Regions from separate parts of the Homo sapiens genome. Here all the other regions are linked to region 3. The links are chromatin loops, found by intact Hi-C in ENCODE. Cell type or tissue: adrenal gland. All regions are shown on one strand. Each heading gives the region's core, and the rest is flanking DNA. Links, peaks and the distances in the headings are about the cores only.

Region 1 (10,939 bases), core at 3,773-6,272, 110 kb after region 3:
GTTTGCAGGTAGGACACGGCCCCTCACTGGACAGGAGCTGGTTCAAGCAAAGAAGTGTGGTTACTTTGTCCGAGGCCTCCCAGACACTGCCTGGGCCCATGACCTTGCCTTTTCCTCTGCTCAGGAGTGGGGTCCTCTTCACCTTCGCTTCCCACCTGCATCCTCATCTTGGTACAGTGGGGAACCCCCTATGGAAACAGGCCAAAGCTTTTGCTGTGGAGCTGAGGCCAGCCCAGCTGGAGAGGGACAGATGAAAGGTCTCCCCTGAGTGGCCAGCCCAAGCTGTTTTCCACAGACTTGGGGCAGCCTCAGTGTCTTCAGGATGTGAGAGTGTCCTGGGCGGGGGACAGTTCTGCTGGATTTTCAGTTGCACACCAGGCACACTCGGATGCCCTCGAGTTGTAGAATTTTACCCAGGGCTCTTCACCCCTCTAGACTGCTGGATCTGAATTTCCATATAAAGATTTCCCATCTAAGTCAGAGTTCCTGCTCAGAATTTCAGGGGTAGTGTGGGTAGAGAGATGGGGGCAGAGCTTACAGTGTGGGAAGAGGGATGAGGGGCGGAGCTTATGGTGTGGGAAGAGGGATGAGGGGTGGAGCTTATGGTTTGGGAAGGGGTGGGGGTGGAGCTTATGGTGTGGGAAGAGGGATGAGGGGTGGAACTTATGGTGTGGGAAGAGGGATGAGGAGTGGGACTTACAGTGTGGGAAGAGGGGACAAGGGGCGGAGCTTATGCCACCCTTTCTCCCTTCCCATCCCTGTCCCTGCTGCCGTGGCCCAGGCCCACCTTGCTTTTTCTGGCCCTGTGGGGGCCTCACTGCCACAAGTCCCACCTGGCAGGCTGACATCCCAGTGGGACATGGTAACCGTAATGTAGCGTCTGGGTCTTTGCCTTTCTTCCTTCACACCAACTCCTTGGGCTCCACTCATGGGTCTACTGCCATCCCCAGTTTATTTTCAAGTTTGAACTTTGGAGGAGAATTGTATACATACAGGCCTGGCAGTTTCTTTGCAGCAAGTTGTCCCTTCTTCCTCACCCCGTTTTGTGGAAGCTTCCCCCTTGGACCTTCTATGCTCCTGGGAGGTCCTTGACTCCACAACCTCAAGGATGGAAGAATCAGCACAGGAGCTGTCCCTCGGAAGGGGCCCCTCTTGGTCTTATTTGGGATTTCTTCCTCCCGACCCCTTGGGATCCAGGCTCAGAGGTTTCACCTTTCCCGAGGGCACCATACGTGTGAGAGCCACATCCTCTTTCACTTTAACCTCCAGCCATGTTTGTGCTAAGGATGTCTAATGTGACCCTGTGAGAGTGAAGCTGGGGAGGGGGGACTTTTACTTGCTTGAATAGGGGGCAGTGGGAAATCCTGTCATGCACCTGAGTCAGGGCCCTGTTGACCGATGTCACCTAAGGGCAGACCCAGCTTCTCTGACCCATGGGCTGAGCTGACAGGCATTGATGCTGCCCGGGTGGTTGGCCGTAGCTGAGGGTACTAGGTGATGGGAAGAGGGTTCGCCACGGACAGTGCAGGACACGAGAGTGGTGGTTCTTATCTGGTTTTATAAAGTCAGCCTTCCAGATGTGGTTCTGCCATTTTGAGGCATTTGGTATTTACAGAGTGAAGATGTTCAGTCACCTGCCTGCTGGTAGTATCAGTTTTAGCACTGAAAGTCTCACATCCCAGGAAATCTCTCTATCCTGAGCAAACTGGGACAGTGGGCCACCCTCCCTCTCTTTCTACATAAAGTGAAGGAGTTGATAAATAGCTCTGAAGGTCCTTTGCATTCTTTTTTTTTTTTTTTTCTTGAGATGGAGTTTCACTCTTGTCACCCAGGCTGGGGTACAATGGCACCATCTCGGCTCACTGCAACCTCCACCTCCCAAGTTCAAGCATTTCTCCTGCCTCAGCCTCCCGAGTAGCTGGGATTACAGGCACTGCCCCCACCATGCCCAGCTATTTTTTTTTTTTAGTAGAGACGGGGTTTCACCATCTTGGCCAGGCTGGTCTCGAACTCCAGACCTCAGGTGATCTGCCCGCCTCAGCCTCCCAAAGTGCTGGGATTATAGGTGTGAGCCACCACGCCTGGCCACTTTGCATTCTTAATACCTGAAAATCCCCTTCCCTCCTTGCCCAGTAATTGGACCTCCCAAGCCCCTCTGCCCATGATGAGGCCGACTTCGCCTGATGAGAAGTTATTTGTGAGTGTGTGACATTAGGAGACCTTCTGAACCTGGTCTGCAAGAAGAATGCACTAAACCCCAGGGGTCTGATACAGAACTTGAGGCCTTCCTCCCAGTAGGCATGGTATGAAGGCAGCATCCCAAGGTTCCTAAGAAATGGCAAAAAGTCAGCACCACGGCAGTGGCAGGGATGAAGTGTTCTTCCGTGGTCCATCGGGCTGGCAACTGAGGACACCCGTGTACCTGAATGGTTTCCAGAAGCAAGTGGGGCCTCCCGCTGCAGCTCAAGGCCATGAGAGGTGCCAGGGACCTGGTTAGAGGCCCAGCCATGCTGTTTCTCTGAGCATCCTCAGAAGGGTTGTCCCAGGGCCTCTTGAGCTGGCCCTTCTGAAGGCCCACAGGAGTGGTGACTGGGACTGGTCAGATGTCACAGAGCAGAAGCACTTCTGCCTACTACAGGCCAAGGCCCCAAATGTTTGCAGATGGAAGCCACAGATGAGAACTTGGGGATCAGATTGTTAAAGGAATATTTATTACTATATGTGATATATGTCTATAATAAAACTATTAAAGGGTGGAGGCTTTGAATAAGATATCTTCTTGCTGACTCAACCGCACTCTAGAAAATGAGGGACTATATGGGATTCCAGGAGGGGCTTCCTCCTGGAGCCACTGCTTATCTGTCACCCCCAGTAGGCAAATCTCAGGAACCCTCCTAGCGCTCTGGAGATAACAGGTCGGTTACCCAGATAGCAAAGTCAAATGCTTGTGTTGCTGAGGCCCAGCCATGGTCTGTTTCCAAGGCCACCAAAGATAGGGGTTTGCTCCGATTTGGTCAGACCGTGTGGTATATTACAACTGAGAACAGATCACCTGCCTTCCACCCTGTGATGGTTTGGAAAGTTTCAGGGTCTCTGCAACTCCATGCCTTCACCACTGGAGCATGGAAGCCCGTGTGCCTCCTGCAGTCCGGAATCCCCCCGCTCCTCCCCATGGTGCTGCTCAGCTCTGAGCCAAGGAGGCCCCAAGTGCAAGAGGCCCCACAGCCAGAGCACCTGGTGTTTTCCCCAGGGTGCCTATACATTTTCTTTGGCCACCCTGGGGTGTTTGGGTATCTGGCTTGGGGCCCAGTACCGAGGCACCCTGACATTATGCTCTGCAGAGGACTGTGTAGAGAATGTCCCACAGATGCAGAGCACGAGTGCGCCCTCCTTAGGGATGTCAGTCCAGGCACGGGTGTCCTAGGAGCAGGCCGGCCCAGGGGGCCCTGGGTCCCAGCCTCTGTTTCTGTCTTCCAGGCAGGCCTGGCCTCCCCCGAGAACTCGGAGCAGCTCATCATTGCCTTGGAGCCTGAGGCAGCCTCTATCTACTGCCGAAAGCTGCGGCTACACCAGATGATTGAGCTGAGCAGCAAGGCAGCCGTCAATGGGTACAGCGGCAGTGACACAGTAGGAGCTGGGTTTACACAGGGTACCTCTGCTCTCTCTCTCCCCCTCCTGCTCTCCTTCCTTCCCAAGCCCTGGATGTCTCTCTCCCTCTGATGATTTTAAAGGCACTTAGTGCCATAATGAAGAATCAGGATACTCCGGGAGGAGGTGGGCTTTAAGCACCTCTCTGCTCAGCCCCCCTACCTGGCCCCTCCAAGGACCCCCATAAATGGAGGCATGGTTACCCTGGTTCATCACCCACCAAGTGTCTGGGGGCGGGGAGCTTCTCTCTAAGAATCTGAGGGTAGCCTGAGAGCGGTTATTGGCCTCACATTGTACTAGGCTCTTAATCTTTCTTGTGTATTAACAGATTCTTAATCTAATTCCATTGCCTGTTATTAATTCTCCATTAAGACTGTTGATTTATTGCTGAGTCACTCATTGGGTCTGCTTCATGTGCGATGAGTTTAAAATGCAGATGAAACCGGCTGACTTTTCCTGACCTAGGTGACGCTCGCTTAGCTGTGGGAAGGAGCACCGCCTTAGGGAGACTGAGGATGGCGATTTTAAAAAGCTTTTCCTCTTTAATAATTACCTGAATGCAAGTAGGTCATAGCCTTGGTCACAGAACTTGGTTCCCTGGTATCCAGGGCTCTGTGGGTGTGTCGAGGGCTATAGGGTTTGCAGACACGCCCTGTCAGGGTCAAGGCACCAATATGAGCGCTAAGTGAGAGCACTATGGGGGTGGCGCCGGGCACTGTTGTTAAATCTCAAAGGCACGAGGGCCTAAGGTCTAAGGGTTAATTTCAGGCTGCAAGAAAAGAATTGTGGGGCCGGGCGTGGTGGCTTACACCTGTAATCCCAGCACTTTGGGAGGCCGAGGCAGGCGGATCACGAGGTCAGGAAATCCAGACCACGGTGAAACCCCGTCTCTACTAAAAATACAAAAAAAAAAAAAAAAAAAAATTAGCCGGGCGAGGTGGCGGGTGCCTGTAGTCCCAGCTACTTGGGAGGCTGAGGCAGGAGAATGGCGTGAACCCGGGAGGCGGAGCTTGCAGTGAGCCGAGATCGCACCACTGCACTCCAGCCTGGGAGACAGAGCGAGACTCCGTCTCAAAGAAAAAAAAATTGTGGGAACTGCAAGCCCCTTAACCTTTCCTGACCTGATTTCCTTCTCCGAACATAGGGACAATGATTTGTGCCCTCTCATAGCCACATAGGCGTCTCCGCCACTCAGCACCTCAAGCCACAGCAGGAGCGGAGGTTGTCCCTGTGTTCATGGAAAAGGCAGCACAGGGGTTTGCCAGGCCCAGACGCGCCACCTTGTGGCCGCAATGCATATTGGCTTCAGCTGGGTCAGGAAATGGCCCCCCCCCCCAGTCTATTTACCCAGGGTGCATGTTAGGAAAACACACCCCAAATTCCTTGTATCAGACAAAATTCCTTGATTTGGAATTGTTTAACTGAGCGCACTGCAGGCTGTTTGGCAGATAGCTTCCTCCCTGGGGCAGCAAAGCCGGGAAACTAGGCGATTTCATTAACCCATTCTCCAAAAAATGTGACCAGGGTAGGTCTCATTTGAGAGTCTCGCTCTGTCACCCAAGTTGGAGTGCAGTGGCGCACATTTGACCACATTCTCTTCTTTCAGTTTTTTTCACGTGGAAAATGGGGATAATAATTCCACCTAATTCCAAGGGTTGTTGTGAGAATCTCATCAGGGTGGGCTTTTCAGCTGGGCACAGGCTAAGCCGAGGAATAGAGGAAGGCCGGTGGAAATCACTTTCTCTGGGAAGAGCTGGCTTTGTGATTCCCGACATCGTATTGACTTATTTTGGTCAAATGTCACTAATGTTCCATCCCTAAATCTCCTCATGCTATTGCCTTCACTGACTGCAAATGATCTCTGCTTTTTCATGCTTTCTTACCCGTCATCATTTTCTTTCTGTCGGCCACTAGCTAAGGAACACATACGGCGTAATCGGCAGAGTCGGACCTTTTTGGTGGAGAATGTCATAGGAGAAATCTGGTCCGAGCTGGAGGAAGGTAGCGTCCTTCAATGTCCTTTGCTCTTGCTGGATTTTCCTGTGCTGCTCGTGAAAAGCCATTCCCATTTGTCCCTTTTGCACTTTTGGAAAATGTTCAAACTCAGTGGGTTCTAAAGACCACTCATGCAGGGAGAGCTCTTTTGGGAGCTGTAATTTTGCATGTTGTAAAACCAGGTAGGGATTGGAATTGATCAGTTCCAGAGTAAGTCTTTGGTGAAACGCAGATGATTTTAGGGCACTCACTATTCACGTGGCAGGAAACTGCCCACTAAGTACGTGCCAGGTATGCAGCAATGTGTGAATCTTAGATTCACTCACCTGGGTTCTCCATCGTCCATGTCTAACCATCCTCCTGGGCAGATTGCATTCTCTTTGGTCATGGTTAACTCCTAGAGCTGCTAATTAGCAAAACCATTGTGCTAATGAGAAGTTTTGAGGGCACTTAGCTGGGTCTACCTAGTTACCACCCACAAGCTTGTTTCAGATGGGGTTGGCAAACAGTCTGTGTAAAAGATGGCTGTTTTTGTGCCAGGTGATAAGTATGTGGTTGTGGACAGTGGCGGTGGCACCGTAGACCTGACAGTCCATCAGATCCGGTTACCGGAGGGACACCTTAAGGAACTGTATAAAGCAACAGGTGAGGCCCTGCAGGGCTAATTTTCTTATTCCTGAGCCAATTCCAGGCAGTTCTGTTTTCACTTGTTTCAGATAACTCTCAGTTTTATTCTCTTGAATGCCACTAACATGTGGGATCGTAGGCGGTGGAGGATACTAATGTCTGCTTGAAATTGGAAAGCAAAATGCAATTAAACATTCTTTAAAACACAAACCACCACAACTTGGGTTTTGGCCTAAAGCGAGCCTGTTTCAGATCCTGGCCAAGGGCGCTGGTTTCTGAAAATTCCGAAAGGATGAGATTGCAACTTGATGTTGCCCATGACCGTGCTAAGGTGAACTTTCTAGGGAGGCCTCACCTTGTCTTGGATCAAGATTGCCAAACCATTGGCCAAGTGCGGTGGCTCACGCCTGTAATCCCAGCACTTTGGGAGGCCAAGCAGGCAGATCACTTGAGGTCAGGAGTTGGAGACCAGCATGGCCAACATGATGAAACCCTGTCTCTACTAAAAATACAAAAATTAGCTGGGCGTGGTGGTGCACACCTGTAGCCCCAGCTACTCAGGTGGCTGAGGCAGGAGAATTGCTTGAACCCAGGAGGCAGAGGTTGCAGTGAGCAGACATTGCGCCACTGCACTCCAACTTGGGTGACAGAGCGAGACTCTCAAAAAAAGATTGCTAAACCAAAGAACATGCTGTTTCCCTTTTGGGAGGTTGGAGGGGAAAGGATAATAAGTAATTAGAGGATCACACAGGGACTAGACCAGGCCTGCTGATTTTCCAGCCCCCGCCCTTGGATGTCTTGGATTGGAATACCATAATGGTCCTAGTTAGATAAAATTATTGATTTTTTAAAAAATGTAATTGATTTAAAATAGATTGTTGGCTGGGAGTGGTGGCTCATGCCTGTAATCCCAGAACTTTGAGAGGCCAAGGCAGGTGGATCACCTGAGGTCAGGAGTTTGAGACCAGCCTGGCCAACATGGCAAAATCCCATCTCTACTAAAAATACAAAAATTAGCCGGGCATGGTGGTGCGTGCCTGTATCTCAGCTACTCGGGAGGCTGAAGCAGGAGAATCACTTCAACCCAGGAGGCGGAGATTGCAGTGAGCCAAGATTGTGCCACTGCACTCCAGCCTGGGCAACAAGGGTGAAAACTTTGTCTCAAAAAAAAGAAAACACAAAAATAAAATAATAAAGTAAAGATTGTTGACAAGAGATTTCTGTAGGGAAAAGCTTCTCCACATGGAATGAGAAGCAGCGCAGGGTTCTGAAGTGTAAGTAAACACTTATAGCTGCCGTCCCATTGCTAAGTGGCTCAGAGATGAACAGGTGGGCCTGTTTCTCAGAGTCTGGATTGGGTTTCTAATGGTTTTTAACACCATGGCCTCCCTTTTTGTTCTCAATTCAGGCGGACCCTATGGATCTTTAGGAGTAGATTATGAGTTCGAAAAACTTCTGTATAAAATATTTGGAGAGGATTTTATTGAACAATTCAAAATCAAACGCCCTGCAGCCTGGGTTGACTTAATGATTGCGTTTGAGTCTCGCAAAAGGGCGGCTGCCCCAGACAGAACTAACCCGCTGAACATCACCCTGCCCTTCTCCTTCATTGACTACTACAAGAAGTTCCGCGGGCACAGTGTGGAGCACGCCTTGCGGAAAAGCAAGTGAGTTGGGCTCATCACCTCGGGCTCTGGACATTCTAGCGGGTGGATCGTGCTGATGGGAGAGAGGAGCGAAGTGTGGACTTCGGGTTCCAATCCTACACACTTGCTGTATGACCTTGGGCAAGGGACTCAACTTCTCTTCCCTCAGTTTTTTTCACATGGAAAATGGGGATAATAATTCTATGTAACTCCAAGGGTTGTTGTGAGAATGCAATGAATTCATACATGTTGGGTGCTTAGAACAATGCCTGGGACCTGGCAAGTATTATCTATGTGTTTGCTAAAAACAGAGGAACTATGAAAGCAGCGAAGTTTAGTTTTGGCCCCTGCCATATCCCCAGTGTCTAGAAGAGAACCTGGTATGCAGTAGGTGCTCAATAAATATTTGTGGAATTAATCCAATGGGAATGTAGGTTTCTTGCCACTCTGAGTCCCTTGACTGATTTTGTGTCTCAGCTTGTTGCAAAATGAATATATTTAGAAGACGGTTTAAAGCCGAATTTAAAAAAAAAGATAAAAATAATAGATTTCTAATATTCTTAAACATTTTAAATTTATATATATAATATCCATCATGAAATGATGACTACAGACAGATTTACCTATCTATCATATTTCATAATTACCTTTTTCTAATAATCCTTTTGTAAGGGAACATGTCAAACATTTATCCTGTAAAATACCCCATTGTCCAGCTTCAACAACTGTCAGGTCCTGGCTAGTCTAAATCCAATTATTTTAAAGCAAATCTTAGAAATTAGCATCTCATCTATTTCAGTATGTACCTCTAAAGGAGACAAGTTTTAAATCACAACCACAATACCACGATAACACTTAACAATTAATAATTCCTCAATATTATCAAGTATCTAATTAACATTAACATTTTTCCATTTGTCTTTTTTTTTTTTTTTTTCACTTTGTACCAACATCCAAATGAGGGCTCTACATAGCAGCTATCTGATACGCCCCTCGAGTCCCACTAATGTACAGGTTCCCCTCCTGGTTTTTCCTTCACAATTTATTAGATGGCAAAACTAGTAGTTTGTCCTTAGATTGGAGTTTCCTATCATCTGGGCTTTGCTCATCTCACGTCCGTGGTGTTACACAGCAGGTTCTATCCCATAGCCTTTTTTTTTTTTTTTTTTTTTTTTGCAAGTTGGCAGATGGACTTAGAGGTTTAATCAGATTCAAGTTTGAATCTTTGGCATATCTGCCTTACGGGTGGTGGTTCCTCCTACTGCATCCCATCAGGGGACACGAAATGTCTGCCTGTCTCTCCTTTTGTGATATTAGCAGCCATTGATGATTATTGCCTGGTCCACTAATGCATTAGGGGTGGCTCCATGGCCACCATCTTGGTCCATCACTCCTTCCTCATTTATTTAGCTAGAATACTCCTAGAGAGAGAAACTTGGCTCCTCAGTGGTTTGGTTGCCCTGAACTACAGCTCACTTAGGGAAGACAGGATAAATAGGTTGGGTTTCAACCTCCATTTATGAGTTAAAAAAAAAAAAAGAATCAATTTCCTAGTATCCGCCAAAGTAGCTAATGAATTTTTCCTTTTGTGAGGGCATGAGGGGGAGTATCATTAGGAATTTGAGGATTTAAGCATATTTGATGTATTTTAAACAATGGCAATTCTATCCTTATTGACACCCACACTGTCCCATCTCGGCCAGTAGGAGCCTTCTCACGTTGGCTCTGAATCCCTTTGACATGACATTTGTGGTGGTTGACAGTGTCTTTGCCTCCTTGTATGTGAAGACACTCTTGGCTCATCTTGTACATTCCCTACCCCAGGCCTGGAATTGGCCATTTCCCTAAGAAGCCCTGGTTCCTTTTAGTGGAAGTGAAAGCAGATTTCATGTCAGGTCTTCTTGCCCTTGGAGCAGGGCCAGTCTGGACCCTCTTACTGGGCTGATGTTCTCTGCCCCGTTAGTCCCCCACAGAGGGCACCTGTCCTCTGTTTGGAATCCCAAGACCTACCTGCACAGTTCTGGGGCCTGTCAACCCTCCCACTAAGAAACAGGCTGCAGCCAGCCATGGGGTCATTCCATACCACACCACATTGTCCTTTGGCCTACGCCATGGAAAGGATTCCTTACCAACATGTTCTAGATTCCCGTCCAGCATCTAGAACATGTTCCTGGGAAGCTGCTGGTGTGCACTTTGCATCAGGGACAGAGGCGCCATTTGCTTGGCCTCTGAGAACAGGAGGGGCACGCCCTGTGGGTTTGGGGAATACACAGTCCCTGGCATTTGCTTAGTGCCAGAAAGTTTCCAGAGCGCTTTCACAGACATGGTATTTAACTTCGTCTTTACAACAACCCCCGTGAAGGAGGTAAGGCAAGCGCAGTTATCCCTGACTTCCAGACGTGGAGACTGGGCTTGAAGAAAATGGAGTCTAATCTGCCCAAAGTCCCAGAGCTCCGCAGTGGTGGTGGCCAGGCTAGAGCCCCACAATCCTGGATTCCCGTCCAGGACTCTCTGCTCCACACTGCTGCTTCTGGACAGAGACCGTGAGGGCCACCTAGTAGAATTAGGCTTACTCTGTCACCTGACAGGTGCCTGGAAGGCTGAGGACATGCACCTGAGCGCACACATGTGTAGCCGTAAGTAGCAGTACAATAAACTCGCCAGGGAGCTTTTAACGTGCTTGAATCCAAATATTGTTGGGTTCAAAGTGTGGTCCTGCGAAAGAGACAGTGAGCCCTTTATCTCCTTGTCTTTGCACTAGACTTTGGCCTCCACTATCCCAGGGGAAGGTCGGTCACAGCCAAACTTAAGATACAGAGAAGAGATTATGTCTTAGCTTTTGAGCTTCTAAGGGTCCAGGTCCTGGCAGTTTAGGGTTTCCAAAGGTGCTTTTGGCTTTCAACCCCCTTTCTGCCTGCTAAGAAGTGACAGATGTTCTGCCAGGGCAGGTGTCTATGCAGATAAGCCTGGGTATCGTGTAGACCCTCACTGCCTGCTCTTCTCCATGCTATGCTCCTGCAGTG
Region 2 (10,939 bases), core at 4,684-7,183, 160 kb after region 3:
CAATCCTGATGTACCCATTCACTTTCTCTTTTCCAGAAAGTGTGACTGATATCTTATATCTTCAACCTGTCCAAAGAAATACAACCCATTTAATGAACTCATCTTATTGAAAAAATGATCTATGAAAATATTATTGTTCCAAGCTCTGAATCCTCCAGGGGTGAGAGGCAATAGGACTGTGACTTAATTGAATTCCTGGGGCCCAGGAATTAAGGGTACATTAGGTTCTAGGTGGGAGCAAGGGACTCAGGGGTCAGTAAATATTATAGTTCAGCACAGTCCCTTATGAACACAGCAAGGTATGTGCTCTTGGATGAATGAAGGGCAGCTGATACTGCACATGTGTATTTTGACTGATACATGGTACAATGGACTGAATTCATGTGGGTAAGAGCCCACATGAATGGGATCAGTAACCTCATAAAAGAGACCACAGAGAGTGCTCTTTTCCTCTTTCCACCACGTGGGAGTATACAGCAAGAAGACAGCAATGTGCAGCAGAACCTGATCATGCTGGCACCCTGGTCTCAGATTTCCATCCTCCAGAACTGTGAGAAATACATTTCTACTATTTATAAGCCACCCAGTCTATGGTACTACATTACAGCAGTCTGAACCAATGAAGACAATGGGTGTGTTGCATGTTGTTTTGTCACTTGCCTTCTTACTTAATACACCTTAGAGGTTTTCTCTCTTCAGTACGCAGAGGTATAACCTTCTTTTTAATGGTTACATGTAGTATTTAATCTATAGTATTTAGTCATTTACAACTGGTGGACATTTAGGTTTTCCCCTCAATCTTTCGCTCTTAAAAATAAAGAGCGAGCATCCTTGATCACATCATCTTATGCACACACGCAAGTATTTCTCTATGGTACACTCTGAGAAGTGAAGTTACTGGGTTAAAGGAATGTGCATATAAGATTTTATAGATTCTGCCAAACTCTTATCTTTTATGATAAATATTTTGAGGATTACAGGAAATACTGTATGTGAAAAGTGTTTTGTAAAGTGCTGATATAAATTTTTAAATTTGAAACTCTCTTAGAAAATAACTGCTCTCCTTTCCAGCCATTATGTGCTATTATTCACAGTAAATGAGTCTTGATAATTTTACTATCTTGTACTTTTAAAATAAGAAGCAGGGCGAAATGACATCACCACAAAGTGTGTGTATGTAGGAGGACTAATATAATAGATAGTCATTACTGCACTGACTTCTTGACTTACAGTGACTTTCACGTTGCCCTCTTCTGTTAATAGATGCATCCTTCCAGCAACAGGGGTGGGTGAACATGTGACCCAGCCTGGGCCAATCATTGTACTTTTCTCTGCTGGTCAGGAGTATTGGTTAAAGGGGTGAGACCCAACACAAATTCCATTTCACTGTCCTTTCATTACAACTTAAGCTTGTTGTAGTTAAGTTTCTATCCATTGTTACCAAGGATACTGACTAATAAGGTTGGCACACTTTTGAAAATTATTCGCAAGAATTTGAAGTGAGTAAAATGGAAACTTACTAGTAAAGTTACCACTCTCTCCTGTGTTCAGGAAAAAGGTTTGTTCCACAGCACTTGTTTTCCCCTTAAATTGGTCAGCATAGTGCCCCATTTTGGGGCATCCTTCAGCTGGACAAGGGAAACACTTACTCTAGTGGAAAAAAAAAACCATAATTTGTCTGTTAGTCAATCAATTCAGCTTCCTTCCTATGTCTATCTACCTATCTACCCATCACCCACCCAACCATCCACCTTTCATTTACCTATGCAACCATCCATCTACTCATCCATCCCTTATCCATCCTTTCATCTACCCATCCATCCATTCTCATACCTATCCACTAATCCATCCATTCCTGCATCTATCTACCCATGCACCCATGCATCCATGTGTCCATCCATTCTCTCATCTACCCACTGACTCATGCACTCCTGCATCTATCTACCCATGCACCCATGCATCCATGCTTCCACCCTTGGAATTGTGCATAGAACTGTGCTAGGCCCTGCAGAGTATCCAAATAAGTGCCTCAAAAACTTGGAATATAGTTGGGAAAACAAGTCATATCCAGGAAGCAGTAAAATTAAAATATGAATGGGGTATGAAATATAATATATGTAGGGAGAAGTGGGAGAGATGGCAAGTTATTTCAAAAGAAGTGAGGAAGGGAAGGTCCAGGACCATTTTCACTTTAATGTGAATTATTTCTCCAGACTTGTTGATTCTTATTTGTTGCTTCTCAAATGATAGTTCTTTAATTAGGCGCAGAGGAGGCAACTTGCTGTCTTTGAATCAGGGATTTGATTGCTTTATGCCACAGTGTCATTGTCCTCTGCTTTTTGACCTCATGCCACATCCAAAATGCATGATGTGTAGAGCTGTTTTGTGATTTGGTAGGAATCAGACAAATACTGGAGGCCATGTTGTTATCCATGACCCAACAAGAACTAGCACAGTGAAGCCTTCTCACTGAACACTCACAGACCTTGGAGATCAAATACGATGTCCTTTTGACCTCAGTTCAACCCAAGAATGTCAAGGTTAAAATTAGTTTTGAAAGGACAAAATGTGAGTTTAAACATCTTAACCAAGTAATTAAAGTTTAAGTCATCAAATAATGAATGAATTTATGTCATCAAATAATAAGTGAACATTAAATGAATCTCTTTAGTTGTAATACACTGAGAAGGACCTGCTATTACTCACTGAAGCACCGCCTAAAAAATCAAACAATTTCAGAGAGTGAGATATCCTGCCAAATACCTGGTCTGAAAGCCTCATAACTGGCAAGTCTTCAAAGACCAAGAAAAAATGGGAAGCTGTTCTTGACTAAAGGTGACTAAAGAGACAACAAAATAATTGCAATGCGAAAAAAAAAAAAAAAAAAAAGAAGAAGAAGGGAAGGAAAGAAAGAAGGCAGGCAAACAGATACAGCTCTAGAGGGCATTATTTGGATAACTGGAGAAGCTTGAATATGTACTATATATTAGAAAATATTAGTGTATCAAAGATACATTTCTTGAATGTTATTCTATAGGAGAAGGATCTTGTTTTTAAGAGATGGAGGCTAAAGTTTTTATAAGTAACATGTCATAATGTCTTTAATTTACTTTCACATAATTTAGAAAAAGTATACATACACACACATATATAAAATATTAGCAACTGGTGCATCTAAGTGACAGGTGTACAGTATTCATCATTATTCTTCTTTCACCTTCTTTGCAAATTGGAAATTTTTCTAAATGAACAACTGGGGACCCTAGTAAGGGCCCAGCACAGTCAGGTCTGTGCCTTCCCCCTCCAGCCCACCCTGCTGCCTGGGGGAAGATGGCTTTGTGAGGTGCAGAATTTCCATTACCTCCCTGCATTAGTTGCAGAGTTACATCTCTTTCTTCTGTTCTAAGCCACAGGAACACAAAAACACCCCAAACAGGGCCAGCAACATCTTCCTCAGCCTCCTGGGGTAACCTACCTCCTGAAACTCATCGTAGGAGGCACAGGGATAGCCCAGGAAGCCATCAGGGTTGAGGACGCTGCTTGAGTAATACTCGAAGCTTCTTAGGTGATTGCAAGACACAAAGCCACCAATTCCTGAAAAAAACAAAGGTCCCGGGAGCTCAAAGGAGGCCTTTCACTTTTAAGTGTGAACAACTCATTCTGACTAAGGAAGAATCACCTGCACATTTCACCGATGGGTGTCGGCTCCTGAATATCTTGGGGCATTTGCTGAGCAGGGACCTACTCAGGGCTAGGTGACTGTGGAGGAGTGACATGTCCTGACAAGCACCTTTGTCCACTCTTCCAGGGGCCAGGCATGTAACACAAATGAATGAGGAGGGCTGGGGGCTGGGAATAGGGTGGGGTGGTGAGGGAGAGAGAGAGAGAGAGAAAGTGATAGAGAGAGGCAGACAGAGGCAGTTGGTCGGGGGAGAGAGAGAGAGTCAGAGAGAGACGAGAGAGTCGGTGGGGGAGAGAGAGACAGAGAGTTGGTAAGGGAAGAGAGAGAGACAGAGACAGAGAGTCAGAGAGAGATAGAGAGAGTTGAGGGGGAGAGAAAGAGAGAGCATCAGAGAGAGACAGAGAGTTGGTGGGGGGAGAGAGAGAGACAGAGAGTCAGAGAGGGACAGAGAGCCGGTGGAGGGGGAGACAGAGAGACAGAGACAGAGAGAGAAATGGAGAGAGAAAAAGAAACACAAAAAGAGATAGTGATGAGAAAGAGAGAGATTCAGAAAGACAGAGAGAGAGGATAGATAGACAGAGGAGAGATGCAGAGACAGAGGAGAGAGACATAGAGAGGGTATACGTGTGTGTGTATATATATAGTATATATACACACATACGCTATGATATATACAAGTGTGTGTATGTATATATATACACACACATATATATGTATATATGTATATATATACACACACATATATGTATATATGTATATATATACATACTATATATGTATATATGTATATACACATACTATATATGTGTATATACGTATATACACATACTATATATGTGTATATACGTATATACACATACATATATGTGTATATACGTATATATACACATACTATATATGTGTATATATGTATATATACACATACTATATATGTGTATATATGTATATATACACATACTATATATGTGTATATATGTATATATACACATACTATATATGTGTATATATGTATATATACACATACTATATATGTATATATGTATATATATGTGTGTATATATGTATATATACACATACATATATGTATATATGTATATATATGTATATATACACATACATACAGAGAGAGAGAGAGAGACTAAGAGAAGATAGCAATAGCTGTAAAAAGGGCCCCTCTAACCCTACACAGTCTAGCCAGGTGTCACATGTTCAAAGCCCCAAATCGCCTGGTCCTCTGATTTTTTCATAAGAAGCCAGGATCTCCACTTCTACCTGAAAACCTTCGCATGCGTGAGTGAAGGCAGCGCATCCCCATCTTAAAAACAGTTACCATGCCGGCCCATCCAATGCTGCTGCAGACCGCATCCTATCCCTGTGAGGATCCCTGTGAGGACATACCGGGCAGGCCTTCCCCATCAACCAGGCTTTTTGATTCTTCCTCTTTGCTATGCAGGGCACAAGGTAAAAGCGGTGATGGCAAGGTGGCCATGGCCTCTGGCCACTCTCTTACTGCATTTTATTTATCATCCTTTTCTTTAGAAAAAGTCCGGAAAGGTGTTTTTTCATTTCTCTGGCTACTTGGTAGAAAACTTCCCATGGAGAAATGCACAGTGACCCTGGCACACCTGCGGACCACTCCTGGGGGGTCTGCGGGGCTTTATTGCCACCCACTGAGAAAGGAACACTTCCCTTTGTGCCCAGGGTGGCTTCGTACTCCACGGCTCCCGGCCCTCGGCCCAGCGACTTCTAGCTGAAGCCACGTTCCCTGTGCCCACACTGGTGCTCATCACTGGACAACAGAACCTGTTTCAAACTTAATTGTTTCTTTCATCCAAAATTGCTGCCCTGGGACCCCATAATGGAGGAGAAAGTGGATTTAATTATTCCTCAGTGCCCACTGCCTGGATGACTCGGAGCTTGACACAATAGAAACACACTCCAGTGCTCATGGGCTTGTTCACTCGACATTGCTTCTCTAATTAAACCTGGACTCGTTCCTATTATGTGTGCCTTGCTCATCGTTTGTGGGAGGGGGCAGCTATTATTGTGACTCTGGTGTGCTTTCAGGGAGCCTGGAATGGTCACATCTCCCCAGGAGTTACCTGAGAGGGCAAAAGCTCCGTTTATTTGCCGGTGGATGCTGGCGATCGCTTTATCGACTCTGCTCTTTGACATTAAGCACATGGAATATTAAAATGCCACACAAGGCTACTCAACTCAATTTAAAAGTATATTTCGTGCCTGCTTTGGATGAGGCCCTGAGCAGGGTACTGGAGTGTCTGAAATGTGCAAAACATAGTCCTTGGCCTTGGGGAACTCCCAGCTCAGAAAAATAGACTAAAATTATCACAGGCCCAAAACCTCTCTTTTCAGGGAGGAGAGTGAAGCCTGGTGTCAGGGGAGGGGCAACAGGAATCAAAAAAGGCCAGAGCAAGGGGCAGCAAATCAGATGGGGCTATGAGGTCGCCTAATGGCAGGGCATGGGCCGTGCTCTCTCAGATGAACAGAAATGTACACAGCTGGCCAGCAGCCACCATGGGTCTCCCAGACCTCCAGGCCTCCCCCTCCTACACGTGTACCCCAAACCCACAGAGCACATCCCTCCTTTGTCTTCTTCTCAGCAAAGTCCCCTTCCATTTCTAGCACCCAACAACAGCAACCAGCAAGCAAGTCAAGGCCTTCAAATCTTGGCCTATGTCCTGCAGTTCTTCAAGGAGCAGGTGCTGCAGGTAGGATAGGTGGTCAAAGCCAGAGCCAACATGCCAGCCAAGCCGCTGTCCCAGGATGCCGACAACAGGGAGATACACAGGCTGGGGCATGAGCTCAGGGCTTTATAGTTAGAAATTGGGCTTAGATATAGAGCGGCCTTGAATGAGCTATGTAACTTTTTTTATATATATATTTCGAGACAGTCTCACTCCGTCACCCAGGCTGGTGCAGTGGTGCTATCTCGGCTCACCGCAACCTCCACCTCCTGGGTTCAAGTGACTCTCATATCTTAGCCTCCTGAGTAGCTAGGACTACAGGCGCATGCCATCACATTCAACTAATTTTTGTGTTTTTAGTAGAGATGGGGTTTCACTATGTTGGCCAGGCTGTCCTTGAACTCCTGACCTCAAGTGATCTGCCTACCTCAGCCTCCCAAAGTGCTGGGATTATAGGCATGAGCCACCACGCCCAATTGAGTTATGTAATTTTTCGGATCCTCAGTTTTTGGATCTGCAAACTGGAACTAATCAGAGTAACTATCTCATTGCATTGCTGTGAAAATGCCTGGCACATTTTCACAACACTCCATAAACGGTGGCAAATGTCAGCATTATGAAGGCCAGACCATGCATTCTGCTTTCTCCCCGAACAGAGCAATTGCTGTCTTACTTCTTTAATTTACATACCTTCCCATATTCCATCAATATCAGTAATGGTTGAAAGGACATTTTTCTTACATCCGGGCATTTCCTTTCCTCCATTTGGAAAGAAATCCAGATGGCCCACCTTTTGGCTCATTCCGAAACCTAAAATATTTGAAGCAGAGATGAGCGGCGAGGTGACTGGTGCCAAAGTTAGGGTGTGGCCACAGCAAGACCCTTTTTGGCAAATTCTCCCTTTATCACAGCTACCACTGCCTCTAGCTCTGCAGAAAGTTCTCAAAGATGGGTGCTTGGCAAGATGAGGACGGAGGAGAGGGCAGAGGAAGTGAGATGAGGGGGAGGCTGAGCTTTGGGTGAGTGAGACACATACATTTGGATGTGCATCTGTGTGTCTCGGAGAGTCTTGGACCATATTGATATGCCCTGCTACCATTATGCACCAGTAGACCTATCAAGACTGGTGCAATTTGTATTACTTTACTCATTTTAAAATTTTGATGTCTACATTATATTGTTATGTGGAGACTACATAACATTATATTGTTATATTGTGAGCCGTAGCATATGGCTAGGCTCTTTGGCTTTCAAAGCATATGAACCCGTGATCAAATCCTGGTTTTACTTACAGATTTTGTGATCTGGGTCAATTACTTAACCTAATTGAGCCTCAGTTCCTCAGCCATGAAATGGTGGTAATAAAGCCCACTTTTTAGAGTGTTACAGAATTGACAAGCTAATGTATGCAAAATGTTCAGTGTAGCACATGGTAAACACTAAGTAAGTGATAACATCATCATCATCATCATCAAAAACATACCCTTTATTGGCAAGTTTCATGAGTGGCTATATAAGAAAATATTGAAAAAAAAACACTGATTTTAGAAGAATTAAAGAATGGGATAAAGTTGCCAACAAAACAAAGTGTAACCAAAGCTTTGACTGAAGAAGTAAGAAAAATATTCAAAAATTAACTTCGTATTTTGCAAGTACAGGTCAAGTTTTAAGAATGAATACATCTGCCCCACTAGTTACTGGTAGATTGGGGAAGGATGCAGAGTTTGAAGATTGATTGACAACCTTTCATAGACTACAGAAGGGTTTTTGTTTAACCCAGGGCTGCACGCTGATTCCACTGGCATTGAACTAGCTATTTATTTGGGACTGGTACCCATTTTGACTGGTTGGTGCCCAAGCCATTCCTGTAGCTATTTCAAATGGCCTCCCCTGCTGTGTGTGTATGTATGTGTGAGAGGGGATATCTGGACCCAATGTCATTAGCTGTAGCACAGGTCAGCAGGAGATGGGATTGAGGAACTCACCTAGGGAAGGAACTATGGGAGAAGAATCTGTGTGAATCACATCCACAAACACGGCGTCAGATGGATCCAACCGAACCTCCTCAGGTTCATCCTGGAAGCACGGCCCTGCTGGATCCAGCCCTGAAAGGGAGAAGGTAGGCAGGCTGGACTCTTAAGAACTGGGATTTAAAGCCAGTACTGGCAGACTAAGCATGAGGATTCCTCCTACCCCAGCAGCTATGGTTCTGGGGATTGGGTCTGCAGTTCTTGGTCTGCCTGGGAGAGAGAGTCTGGGACAGAAAGGCTGGGAATGGGGTCATTGCCTGTGGATGAACATTCAGAAATACCCAGTGCCTGGCTCCGTGGAGGATCTGGGTAGCCTCCGTACACCCCTTCTTTCCCTTTTTCTTTTTGTCCTCACACATTACCATTTGGCCACTGCTCTCAGAGACTGCAAGACCCCAGGCCTTACCCAGCTGCTAGCATCTACTCCTTTGTTTGGCTCACGCCATTCTCCAGCCTGCTGTGCTCTTTCCCACATTCTTCCTTTATCTAAATCTTTCTCCTCCAAACCCAGCTCACACACCACCTCCTCATGGTTAAATGGAAAATCTAACCCCTCTCCTTTCTCAGCCCATTCCATCCACTTTGTATTATGCTGTCCCCAGGTCATCTTCAGAGAGAAACAGAGCGTGGGAGGAGGGGGCACACAGTGGCCTGTATTCTTGCCCTAGTTCTACTCCAGGTCAAATGTCTGCCCTCTCTGAGCTTCTGTATCCTTATCGGGAAAGCAGGAATAATGACAACCCCTACCTTACAGAGTCGTTGTGAAACCCTCATGAAGAGATGTAAGAGAAGGGACTTTGCAAACTGCAAAATTCTACATAAACACAAACCAATACCCCCTCATCCTTCACCCAGTGCCTTGGGCAAAGGGACGCTCATTAAATGTTGATGTGAACTGTTTGGTGAAGTTACAAACTGATTTGGCTGCACAAAATTAAGTTATTTGTGTCTTTGCCTTATATGCATTCAGTTTAGTGCTTCATTCATTCATTCAGTATTTACTGAGCGCCTTCTATATGGCAGGTCTCAGTGTGCATTTGCATTTTCTGTCTTTGCCTGGCGCAGTAGAGACATTCAAACAATTACGTGGAACTGACGAATTTTTAAAACCATCTCACATTTTTTCTTTTACTTTGCCATACTCTGAAAATAATAGCTCTTAAGTCATGGATTTAATGTGCTAGTTAAATCTTTCTCCTTTTCTTTTCTTTCTTTCTTTTTTTTTTTTTTTTTTTTTTTTTTTGTTTTTTGAGGTGGAGTCTCGCTCTGTCGCCCAGGCTGGAGTGCAGTGGCACGGTCTCCGCTCACTGCAAGCTCCGCCTTCCGGGTTCATGCCATTCTCCTGCCTCAGCCTCTCGAGTAGCTGGGACTACAGGTGCCCCCCACCACACCCGGCTAATTTTTTGTATTTTTAGTAGAGACAGGGTTTCACCTTGTTAGCCAGGATGGTCTGGATCTCCTGACCTCGTGATCCACCCACCTCGGCCTCCCAAAGTGCTGGGATTACAGGCGTGAGCCACTGCGCCCGGCCTCACTTTTCTCCTTCCCTCCCCTCCCTCCCTCTCTCTCTCTCTCTCTCTTTCTTTCTTTCTTTCCTTGCCTCCTTTCCTTCTTTTCTTTCCTCCTTTCTCTTTTTTTTTTTTTGAGATACAGTCTCCCTTTATTACCCAGGGTGGAGTGCAGTGGAGCTATCACAGCTCCCTGCAGCCTGGAACACCTAGGCTCAAGCAGTCCTCCCACCTGGGCCTTTCGAGTAGCTGGGACTACAGGCAGAGCCATCACCCCTGGCCAACTTTAAAAATTTTTTATAGAGACAAGGTTTCACCATGTTGCCAAACTGGTCTTGAACTCCTGGCCTCAAGCGATTCTCTCGCCTCAGCCTACAAAAGTGCTGGGATTACAGGTGTGAGCCAGTGGCCCAGCCTTTGTTTTAAAAAATGAATGCATTTTTATTTTTAATTATCTATTTTCTAATACACATTATGGAAAATTATTTTTAAATTTAAGGCCGGTCATCACAAAAAATCGGGTCCCCAGGAGGACCATCAGGGGCGCCCTTCGCCGTCGGAAAGGCGCTGGCCGAGGCTTCCGAGGTGCGCACCCGGGGGCCTGGGACTCCGGCCCGGGGCCCCGCGACCCCTACCTGTGATCCTGCCCACGCGGCCCCCCAGCCTCCTGCCCGCCTCCGCGGCCGTGTGCGCGCCCAGGCTGTGGCCGATGACATGCACGTCCTCAAGGCTGTACCCTAGCTGCGTCTGCGGAGGGATAGCGTGTCAGGTCCCACAGCACCGCGTGGGGACCCGCTGGTCTGAGAGCGGGGCGCCGGGCCCTGCCAGGGATGGGGGCAGGACCCGGGCTCGAGCACGCCGCCTGGGGCAGGGCGACCCCGCTTCCTATTTGCAGCCTGCGAGTCCCGCAGGCCGGCTCGTGCGCGGGGCAACAGTGCTGACCAGCGGCCACCACGCCAACTGCAGGCCACCTGGGCGGGCGTGGCACACGGCCTGCCGCCCGGGACTGCCCCA
Region 3 (10,939 bases), core at 3,650-6,149:
TCAGCCTCCCAACATGTTGGGATTACAGGCGTGAGCCACTGTGCCCAGTCTGTTTTGTTTTTCTTTAACTCCATAAGGCATTATCATTGTTGTTTTATGCAGTTAATGTTTATTTAGTGTTTTTTATTCCTTTTGCATTTTAGATCTTTAAACTTGGATCCATCCTTTAGAGTTTCCTTTATTGTAGTTTGCTAGTGGAGAATTCTCGTAGTTTTTGTTGTTTTGAAAATGTCTGTATTTCACCTTGTTCTTGAAATGAATTTTCACTGGGCATAGAATTCTAGGTTGACAGTTATTTTTTCTCACAGCACATCAAATGAATCATCCATTCTTCTAACTTCCATTCCTGCCAATAAAAAGTCAGCTGTCAAACTGTTGCTCTGTTGGAGGTTATCTATATTTTCTTTCTGAGTGCATTTAAAATCTTCCCTTTGTCTTTTTAGTCATCAGTTTCAGTATGATGTTTCAGGAATAGATTTTCTTTTTCTTTTCTTTTCTCTTTTCTTTTTCTTTCTTTCTTTCTTTTTCTTTCTTTTCTTTTCTTTTTTGAGACAGGGTCTTACTCTGTCACCCAGGCTGGAGTGCAGTTAGTGGCACGATCTTGGCTCACTGTAGCTTTGACTTCCTGGGTTCAAGCGATCCTTCCACCTCAGCCTCCTGAGTAGCTGGGACCACAGGTGCACACTACCATGCCTGGCTAATTTTTTTTTTTTTTTTTTTTTTTTGTAGATGCAAGGTTTTGCAAAGTTGCCCAGGCTGGTCTTGAACTCCTGAGCTCAAGCAGTCTGCCTGCCTCGGCCTCCCAAAGTGCTGGGATTACGGGCATGTGCTACTGCGCCCAGCTGATTTATTTTTATTTTTTCTTGCTTTGGATTTATTTTGTTTTGAATCCAGGGGTTGATAGTTATCATTAGTTCTGGAAGGTTCTCACCCCCATATATCTTCTTATATTACCTCTGCTTCATCTACTTTCATTTCCTTCTAGAACCTCTCACTCCGAACTCTTTGTCTCTTAACCTCCTTTCACATTTCCCAATTCTTGTTCCTTGATGGATAATTTTTTTTTTTTTTTTTTTTTTGAGACCGAGTTTCATTCTTGTTGCCCATGCTGAACTGGGGCTGGGTTTGGGGTTGTCCCACTCACATGCTTACGTGATCAACGTACATGCATGTACGTGGCTTCCCATGGATTAAAATCATGCATGTAAAGTTCATGAGCATGGTGTCTGAGACCTGAAAGTGTTCAAGAAGTATTTATGGCCATCATTATTATTATATTATTATTATTAATGATATCATTATTACATTCCCAGGAAATTCTGATCTGTTGGGTTAACATTTCCAAGGTGCCAAGCTGTGGGTCTCTTCAAGAGAACAGAGACACCTGGGCAGGATGAATTGGCATCTTTTTGCCCAGCTAATCGATAAGCTTGGAACTTTGTCTGGGACATAGTAGATGCTTGAGAACACCCAAGGCAGGAGTGAAGCCTGTTTACCGAGATGGAAGATTCTGCAGGCAGGGAAACCACATGCCCGTGGAAGAGGAGAGGTGAACTCGGGGGTGCTGGCAGGGGCTGGAGGTGGGAGGTAGTGAATAGGAGATGCCAACCTTTTCTCAACAATTTAGTTGCATCTTAGGGAAAATGGGGGCTGAGGAGGGCCCTATGATGACAACTTGAATTGGGTAAAATTTAAGGATAAGGAATTACTAATTAGTAATAAGGTAGAATTCTTAAGTGTATGAAATGAATAATATGTAGCTAAAAAATAATGATATAGCATTAGGCATTTGAGACATGTGGACTCCAAGCAATTAACCTCTATTCTTCTTCTGAATTGCAATTGCACTAATTGGCTGCTTTACTCTGACGGGGCGATATTAACCTTTCTGCTTTTCTCTAAAGGAGCCAGTATGTTGGGTGGATGTGCTGCTCTGGTTTGGAGGAAAGGTATTTTTCCTGAATAATAACCTATTTGCAATTTTTCTCCCAAATGGTTGCATTGAAAAGGTTCTGTCAGATTTTCTTGATAAAGCTTCATCTATGGAAAAGATGCTTTAAACACATCTGACCTCCTTTGGGAGCAGTTGGGAGAAATGGCCTATCTAGGCTCTTCAAGCTTCAGACATCCTTGTGTTAATAGCTTCTCCTTCATCCAAGCAGCACACACTTGTGGAGGGAGGGCCTGCACATTCCAGGCCTGTCCTGGGTGTTGGGGACACAGCACTAGCCAGACAGTCTCCTGCTCCTGTGCAGCTTGTAACTCAGTGAAAGCAGAATATCAAAGGCAAATAAACACGTAGATTTAGAATGCAATCCCAGGGCTATGAATACAAAGATAACTGGACGGGCCAGGTGCAGTGGCTCATGCCTCTAATCCCAGCACATTGGGAGGCCAAGGCGGGCGGATCACTTGAGGTCAGGAGTTCGAGACCAGCATGGCTAACATGGTGAAACCCTGTCTCTACTAAAAATACAAAAATTAGGTGTGTGTGGTGGTGCGCTCCTGTAGTTCCAGCTACTTGGGAGGCTGAGACAGGAGAATCGCTTGAACCTGGGAGGCAAAGGTTGCAGTGAGCCAAGATCATGCCACTGCACTCCAGCCTGGGCGACGGAGTGAGACTCTGTCTCAATAAAAAAATAAAAAATGATAACTAGACAATGAGATGGGGTCTGGGAATGGAGAGTGTCCTTTAAGGCAGGGTGGGCCAGAAGGCTTCTCTAAGGAGGAAATATTTGAGCTGGGCTGTGAATGAAGCCAGGGAAAGAGGCTTGTGAGTAGAGGATCAGTATTCCAGGCAAAGGGAACAGCAAGTGCAAAGGCCCTGGGGCTGGATGTTCGGGGAGCGTCAGGAACAGCAAGGTGGCCAGTGTGCAGCATGAGTGGGCTGAGGGCAGGAAGAGGAGGGAGACGTGAGGTTAGAAAGGTCATCAGGGGGCTGGGCGTGGTGGCTTACACCTGTAATCCCAGCACTTTGGGAGGCTGAGGCAGGCGGATCACGAGGTCAGGAGATAGAGACCATCCTGGCTAACACGGTGAAACCCCGTCTTTACTAAAAATACAAAAAATTAGCCGGGTGAGGTGGCGGGCGCCTGTAGTCCCAGTTACTTGGGAGGCTGAGGCAGGAGAATGGCGTGAACCCCCAGGGCGCGGAGCCTGCAGTGAGCCGAGATCCCGCCACTGCAGTCCGGCCTGGGCGACAGAGCGAGACTCTGTCTCAAAAAAAAAAAAAAAAAAAAAAAAAAAGAAAGATTATCAGGGTCCATACCATGCAGGGATTCCTGGGCCATGGGAGGACCTTGGATTGATTTCCAGTGTGCAGCAAAGCTACTGATGGAGCGTGGGCAGGGTCTGGTGAAGGCTCTCACTGGCTGCTGTGGAGGGAATAGACAGAGGTGGGTGAGGATGACAGTGGGTGTGGAGGTGCAGCCATAAATGGAAGCAAGACCTTAAGAGGGACGTCTGGGCATCCGGTGAACCTGACCCGTAGTCTGGAGAGAGCTTCCAGGGATATGAAGCATGGCCAGAGATAATGCCCTCCTCACCTAGAAGCAGACATTAGGCCCTTCAGAAATGCAAACGGGCACTGAACAGTCACGTCAGCTTCACTCTACGACGTGTTGATAGTCAATATCCTGGATGATGCACCTTAAAAACGAACCCTCAATTCCATGCCTAGGAATTTACTCAGCAGGAATAATCAGACAAGTGCACAGTGACTACATCCAAGGTACCACTGTAGCTTTGTTCCTGGCAGAAAAAGTATAAGCAGCTTGAGTGTTCACCAACAGGGCATTATTCAGCTAAGTCATAGCACATTCAGGATTCAGAATTCTATCATCGAGAGGATAATATTTTTAAAAAATCTTATAAGGGGAGAGAAAGTAAAAGCTACAACTTATACTCATCCTTCATTTCCCAGTCTTATTTCCTAAGAGAGTTTCTGGAGTATCCTTCAAGAAACATTTTCTTCTCAGACACAGGCATATACATATATATCTATATATGTCTATATATCAATACATATATAATGGTATATGTATATAAATATATTTTTGTAAGCTAAAATAGGATACTTCTATACGTATTATTTTGTAATGTAATTTTATTTTGCGATGTGATATATCTTTGACATATTGCAGCACCAGTGCATTAGATTAATAGCTGCATAGTGGCTGGGTGCGGTGGCTCACACCTGTAATCCCAGCACTTTGTGAGGCCAAGGTGGGTGGATCACCTGAAGTCAGGAGTTCGAGAGCAGCCTGGCCAACATGGTGAAACCTTGTCTCCACTAAAAATACAAAAATCAGCTGGGCGTTGTGGCAGGTGCCTATAGACCCAGCTACTAGGAGGCCGAGGCAGGGAGAACTGCTTGAACCCGGGAGGTAGAGGTTGCAGTGAGCTGAGATCTTGCCACTGCACTCCAGCCTGGGTGACAGAGCAAAACTCTGTCTCAAAAAAAAAAAAAAAAATAGCTGCGTAGAATTCTACCAGATGGATATATCATAATTGACTCAGCAAGTTTGCTATTAATAGATAGTTTCTCTCATTTATGTGAGTTTATCTGTGGGTATATTTTCACACGTATAACTTTTTCAATTGAAAATATTAAAAATGATGATGTAGCATGTATTATTGTGCAGATACCCACAATATATAATTAAGAGAAAAAAATCAGGCTACAAAATTGGGTGTGTTGCACAGTCCCATTGCTATCCATTTGCATGTATCTCTGTGTATGTGTTGATAGAGTCTGGAAGGATACTCACCAAAATGCTAGCAAGAGCTACAGATCACAGCCTGGTGACTGTAGGTGTCTCTTTTTCCTAGTGCTTTTCATTATTGTTTTTTTAGAATGAGAATATGTATTTTGCAAGGGGAGAAACAAGCTATTGTATTTTGGGAGAAGAGTTAGTTGGGAACCAGTTTGCGAACTATATTTAAAATATGAATTTTGCGTTTGCATCTGTGCTTTTCTTACTGAGTACTTGTTTTCGCTTCGGTATTAAATGGTACTTTTTTCTTCTCCCGTTTGGAACACTCAAGCGTGGGCCCGCCTATGGACCTGGGCGCAGTTCACCAGCTCCACCACCAGAGGGCGGCGTTTGCAGGATGTTGTGCGCACGGCCGCCTCCCGCCGTTTGCGGGGGTCTAGAATTTTGCAGGATGTGCTTTGGTCGGCTCGGCCAGAGTAGAGACAGGATGTACGCGCGTTGGTTTCCAGTTGGTGCTGTGACACAGATATTTTTCCTTCCTCTGCTTTTAGCGTAGCATCTGAATTTAACGGCGTTGCGTGGAGGTGGCACGAGGGAGGGATTGGCTTGCAGAGCTCCCGCCCTGCCGTCCTGGAAGCCCTCCTATCCCCGACCCTCAGGCCAAGTCACTGTCCCCAACTTCCACCATAGACCAAGCAGACTCCTACCTTCAGAGTCTGACCTGATTCCAGGGGATTTAGGGTGCCCCCACGCTGAAGCCAGTTTGGAGGCTTCACTCGCACCCCTCCATGACCAGGCACTCCACTTCTTAGTCCTTGTGCCAAGCGGCTGCCAGGCACTCTCTTCCCTTCTTTCCTCTTCTTTTCACCTTCTGAAGTTTTTGGAAAAAGCAGTGCATATTAATAATAACAATTCAAACAACACAAAAGGGGGAAGCAAGTGAAAACTAAGCTCCCCGCCTCCCACCCTAGCCCCACTTCTTCCCCAAAGGCCATAATTGTTAAGAGGTTTTGGAAAAGTATATCCTTCCAGAAATTCTAGATGCATATAAAAATACAGACGCCTGTACGTTCAAAACCACACCCTCCACTCAGTTTCTCGTTTGCATTTAGCAATGACGCTGAAAGCCTCCCACATCACTTCACAGAAGGCGCCTGTGGTTTTTTTTTTTTTTTTTTTTTTTGCTGGCTAGAGAGTATTCTAGTATGTGGATGTGACATGCTTGATTTGACATTTGGGCACTTTCCAATCTTGTGCTTATTAGGAGCAGTGGGCAGTAAATATCCTCTATACACAGCTTTAAGCACCAATGCAAGAGCTGCTGTTGACTAAATTATTAAGAGTGGAATTGCTGGTCAGAGGGTAGAGGCCCTTCTAGCTTTGGTATTTCCAGATTGCTCTGCAAAGGACTTTTAAACCAGGCCGCACTCCCACCCAGAATGCATGAGATCCCATGGACGTTTTTGCCCTTGGTTGATCTGACAGGTTGCTGGTTCTCAATCTTGACTGCAGTCAGAATGACCTGGGGAGCTTTCTAAATATGCCAACACGACAGTATCCCAGACCAATTAAAGCAGAATCTGACCGTGTGTGTGTGAGTGCGTGCGTGTGTGTATGTGTGTGTGTGTGTGTGTGTGTGTCCGGGAGGTGATTGGGCATTGGCACTTAAAACATGTCCCCAGGAGGCTGGGTGCAGTGGCTCCTACCTGTAATCCCAGCACTATGAGAGGCTGACGCAGGTGGATCACCTGAGGTCAGGAGTTCGAGACCAGTCTGGCCAACATGGCAAAACTCTGTCTCTACTAAAAATACAAAAATTAGCTGGACGTGGTGGTGGGCACCTGTAATCCCAGCTACTCAGGAGGCTGAGGCATGAGAATTGCTTGAACCTGGGAGGCAGAGGTTGCAGCGAGCCAAGATTGAGCCACTGCACTTCAGCCTGGGTGACAGAGCCAGACTCTGTCTCAATAAATAAATAAATAAATAATTCCCCAGGAGATTCTAATAGGCAGCTACAGATGAACGCCACTGAGACAGATGAGAAAAATATACCATTTAAATGTACATTTCTTGAATTATAAATGAGAACGAACATTTTTCTGTGAGAACAATGCTTTAGACATTTCTTAGATCATGGATCCCTTTGAGATTCTGACAAAAGCACTAGATCTTTTTTTTCTTTTTTTTTCAGGAAAATGTGCACACACGCACCTGTGCCTCTACCTGAGGGGCCATAGGCCCTGGAGCTGCTCCCTAGACCTCCCTAGAGTCCTGAGCCCAGGCTAGGGGCAAGGCGGAGTTGTTCTGCGCAGCCTGTTTCCCCACCAAATTACCAAAAATATAGTTAAACTTAGGAATTCAGTTTGATCCATAACATAAACAGTCTATTTTAAGAAGTATTTACCACTGTGTCTCAGCCCCTGGGAGCCCTGCCTTCCATGCAACCCCACTGCTGAGATTTGCTGAGAGTCTCTTCTGCAGAACCCGCTCCATCTCCTGCGTAATTACCCGAGAGGCTCCACGTGGGGCTTCTCTGGCGCTAACCTCATAGGTGAACCTCATGAAGCTACAAAGATTCCCAGTGCACAGGTGGGCGTTAGATCAGCAAAGGCCTCATGACGGGTGCAGGAGTCGGGATGTCTCCCAGGGCCACAAAGAGATGTAAGCAGGGGAGGATGCTAGACCACTCAGGCAGAGTCTGAGTAGGCCATGGGGTGGGCCTGCAGTCTAAGGTGAGGGGAGGGGGGGAAATAGGAGGAATCTTGCGGTATTAGGGCAGTGGGGCAGGAGGGCTCAGCGGGGAAAGGCAGAGTCAAGTGGGTGCCTGGCTTCTGGCTGGGATAACCGGTGGATGGCTGAGACCATTCCCTGGGAGGGAGGGGGTGACAGCAGATGCCAGTGCTCAGAGGGCAGGTGGATATTTGGGGTAGTGTGTGTGTGTCTGTCCGAGAGGAAGAGAGAGGGATCATGAACAGCAGCATGCGGTGGGCAGCAGAGCCCGAGTGTGCGTTCCCCCAAGGCTGGGGAGTGAGCTGGGCTTTATGAGTGGGCACCTGCTGACCCCTGCATTGAGGTGGAGGCTTAGAGGGAGAACCAGGGAGGCAGGCGGGGATCTGGGTGGGGGACAGCCGTCCTGGGGCTGGGGTCAGGCAAGAACATTTCTGTCACAATGCCCTGATGCCATGCTCTGCTGGTGGCCAGGACTGCTCTCAGCTCCCACATCTTGATCTCTGTCCCCGGGCTGCCATGTCCACTGGCAGGCCTGGGTCGGGGCCGTTCCTCCTTCCTCCACAGCAGCACTAGGCTGTGGTGGCCAGAACGTTCCCGAACAAGACATCAGTCCTTGCCTGTGTTCCAGAATTCATACTCCTCCTTCCCACTACCTGAGGCTTTGGACATTTGAATGATGGTGGCGGTGGGTGGGAGGGGGAGGAAAGGAATCTGAGAGTGGACATGCAGGGGTCAAGCCCCAAAGCCATCTCAGAGCAGGGCACAATGAGGGTTTCCAGGACGCCCCTCCCAAAGGCTGGGAAATGTCTCCTCTGGAATCCAAGCTCCAGAGCCTCTTGTTGGTCCTCAACTTGTTATTAGGGCCTGAGGTGCTTCATGATGCCAAGAAAAGAGGAACACAGCAGGGCCTAGAACCAGCAGGACTGGGGCCTCTCTGGTTTCTCCTGTTGGCTCCTGCCTAGGAGCAGCTGCCTCCCTGTCTGCTGTTGTAGACACGTGCCCTCAGCATCTCCAGCCCAGACTGACAGCTCCGAGGTTAGCGTTACAGGCTCAACCCCAGACGGAGAGGCTCTGTCTATGTTGATTTCTATTTATCCCATCTAGTCCAAAGATCCCAGGGAAGGGATTCATTGACCCAGCTCAGCCAGGGACTCATTCCTCAGCCAGTCAGCTGGGGCCGGAAGCACAAGTCCCCAACTGCAAGGGCAACACGTGGAGGGAACGGGAAGGAGCAACTCTTGCTAAAGGGACGCTAGGCAGACAACTTCATAAATGTCAATCATAAGCCAATCTTAAAGGCATTCACTCATTCCTGCACTCATCCATTCATTCATTCATTCATTCCCTCAACAAACCTTTATTGAGCACCTACAGAGTCCAGGTACCACTCTAAGTGCTAGGCTTACTGAAATGAACAGGACAGATGAACTTCTTGCTCTAGTGGAGCTTACACGCTAATAGGAAGATAAACCAATAAACGAGAAAGTGACCAGGATGTGAAAAATGCTCTGCAGAACAGAGAAATCAGGCAATGGACTTTGGAAAGTGCTCAAAGACCCTGCGCTGCCACTTGCAGGGCAAGGGGCCACCTAGGTCAGGAGCGGCCTGCCTTGGAGAGACATGCATCACCCCAGCCACTGCCCATTGGCCAGAGCAAGTCACAAGGCCCCAGCCTAGCCACAAGGGAAGCTGGGAAATGTGACTTTTGTGTGTCCAGGAAGAGGAAATGGGATTGGCAAGCACATGGCCAGTCATGGCTGTCCCACTTAGCCATCTGGTTCCCTAAGAGGTCAACACTGCAACCAGGTCCTGATGTGTCCTTCCAGTGAGATCTTTTGGATACATAAGAAAAAAATAGATGTAATTATGTAATTTTAAAAACCATAAATGGGCTGGGCATGGTGGCTCATACCTGTAATCCTAGCACTTTGGGAAGCTGAGGTGGGTGGATCACTGGAGGTCAAGAGTTCAAGACCGTACTGGCCAACATGGTGAAACCCTGTCTCTACTAAAAATACAAAAAAGTAGCTGGGCGTGGTGGCACATGCCTGTAGTCCCAGCTACTCGGGAAGCTGAGGCAGGAGAATCGCTTGAACCTGGGAGGCAGAGGTTGCAGTGAGCCATTGCACTCCAGCCTGGGCAAGAGAGTGAGACTCTGTCTCAAAAAATACCCATAAATGGTGGTATACTAACACACCATTCTGTTCCTTGCTCTTTTTTCCCCCCACTTAAGACTATATCACAGACAACATTGGAGGATTTGGATCTGGGCAAGAATGTGCCCCAGTTTATGTGTTACAAAACTCACCCTGGCTAGCGGGAGAGAGTGGACTGGGGTGGGGACGGTGGGTCAGGACTGTTGCAGCTGCTGCAGTTGACGGCTGTAGCTCTTTGTCCGTGTGCAGCCTGTGCTCCAGCCAAGTCCACCCACACGCTCATTCATTCAGTGCTTGACAGTCAATAATCGTGGGCAGACCCTGGGCCACATGAGTCAGGCTCTGTCCCTCTTCCCACTCACTGTGCCCCGAGCCATACTGCTGCACACTTTGCCAGGGCACAGGCCACCTTCTGCCATCCAGGCTCCTCTGCCACTGACTCCTCCAAATTCTTCCAGACATGTCTCCAACGTCACCTCCTCATCAAAGCCTCTCCTGATCCCCACAGCACCACGTCGATGGTGTGGAAAGAGGGACCTGGACTGGAGGTGTCTCAGCCCCAGCCCTTCCCATTGGCACTTCCTGGAGAAACAGCTTAGTCTTTCAGAGCCTCAGTTTGCCCATCTGTGCGCTGGACGTGATTGGTATCTGTTTAACACATTGCCTGTGTGGATTACGTGGGAAAGGCTGTGGAGAGACCTGGCATCTGAGTGGCAGGAGACATTTGTCATTTCCCTTCTTTCGCCTTGGGGCCCACCATGTTCTCTGCCTCTCTGAGGTTACTTCTAAGGCTTCCAGTACCCTCCGTGAGGGTGACCCTGTGTCCTGGGCTTGGTATGTTGCCAGGCATCAGGCCTGGGAGTCAGTCTCAGTGTCTACTCAGCGATTTTGTTGAAACTGAGAGTCCACCACCCAGCTTAAGACGTAGAACATTGTTGGCACCTGTGAATCTACTTGCACAAGCCTTGGTGATCCTGTCCTCTTCCCTGACCAGGCAGCCCCTACCCTGAATAGCATCTCATTTATTCCCTTGTTTTTAAAAAGCAGTTGATAGCATGTCTATGAGCCCTACCTGAATAGTCTGTTTAGTTTTGCTTGGTTTTTATGACAATAGTGTCACACAGGAGGCATTTTTTTGTGACTTGCTTTTTCTTTTGCTCCACATTACAACTCTAAGCATCATCCTTGTTGCTGGGTGTACCTGTAGTTCATTCCTTTGCAATGTTAGGTAATGTTCCACCCGGGACTATGCCACAATTTATTTATCCATTCTTCAGTCAAAGGACAACTCCCTCTCCCGATTTTGGTTGTTACAAAAAGCGCTGCTATCAGCCTTGT

What was found. Hi-C counts contacts between places; a loop is a spot of excess contacts. Peaks named below come from ENCODE experiments on the same cell type or tissue, not always from the same donor. Only the 100,000 strongest peaks of a DNase experiment are listed, where the experiment ranks them.
Region 1: a loop joins it to region 3, with 8 times the contacts of the local background. A loop is called at or near these places in 103 of 110 quality-filtered maps.
Region 2: a loop joins it to region 3, with 5 times the contacts of the local background. A loop is called at or near these places in 23 of 110 quality-filtered maps.

Annotation. Positions count from the first base shown.
Region 1 is chr10:116,676,501-116,687,439 of GRCh38, reverse strand. It overlaps HSPA12A (heat shock protein family A (Hsp70) member 12A), which reads left to right. Exons shown (of 12, transcript NM_025015.3): 7 at 3,478-3,649; 8 at 5,563-5,649; 9 at 6,184-6,288; 10 at 7,679-7,937; 11 at 10,938-10,939. Among named protein-coding and RNA genes, the nearest start is that of HSPA12A-AS1, 12 kb to the right of the region's middle. RefSeq lists enhancers at 4,117-4,616, 4,617-5,118, 10,604-10,939 and a silencer at 10,488-10,782. In adrenal gland, for the core only: a CTCF peak has its summit at 4,946 (motif pointing left); a DNase peak (open chromatin) is centred at 4,929.
Region 2 is chr10:116,627,496-116,638,434 of GRCh38, reverse strand. It overlaps the pseudogene PNLIPRP2. Among named protein-coding and RNA genes, the nearest start is that of SPMIP5, 37 kb to the left of the region's middle. RefSeq lists an enhancer at 3,097-4,296. In adrenal gland, for the core only: no CTCF peak of the experiment used is centred there; no DNase peak of the experiment used is centred there.
Region 3 is chr10:116,782,400-116,793,338 of GRCh38, reverse strand. It overlaps a transcript of HSPA12A not described here. Among named protein-coding and RNA genes, the nearest start is that of MIR9851, 40 kb to the left of the region's middle. RefSeq lists a silencer at 8,375-8,541. In adrenal gland, for the core only: a CTCF peak has its summit at 5,098 (motif pointing right); a DNase peak (open chromatin) is centred at 5,128; H3K4me3 peaks cover 570 bases; H3K27ac peaks cover 427 bases.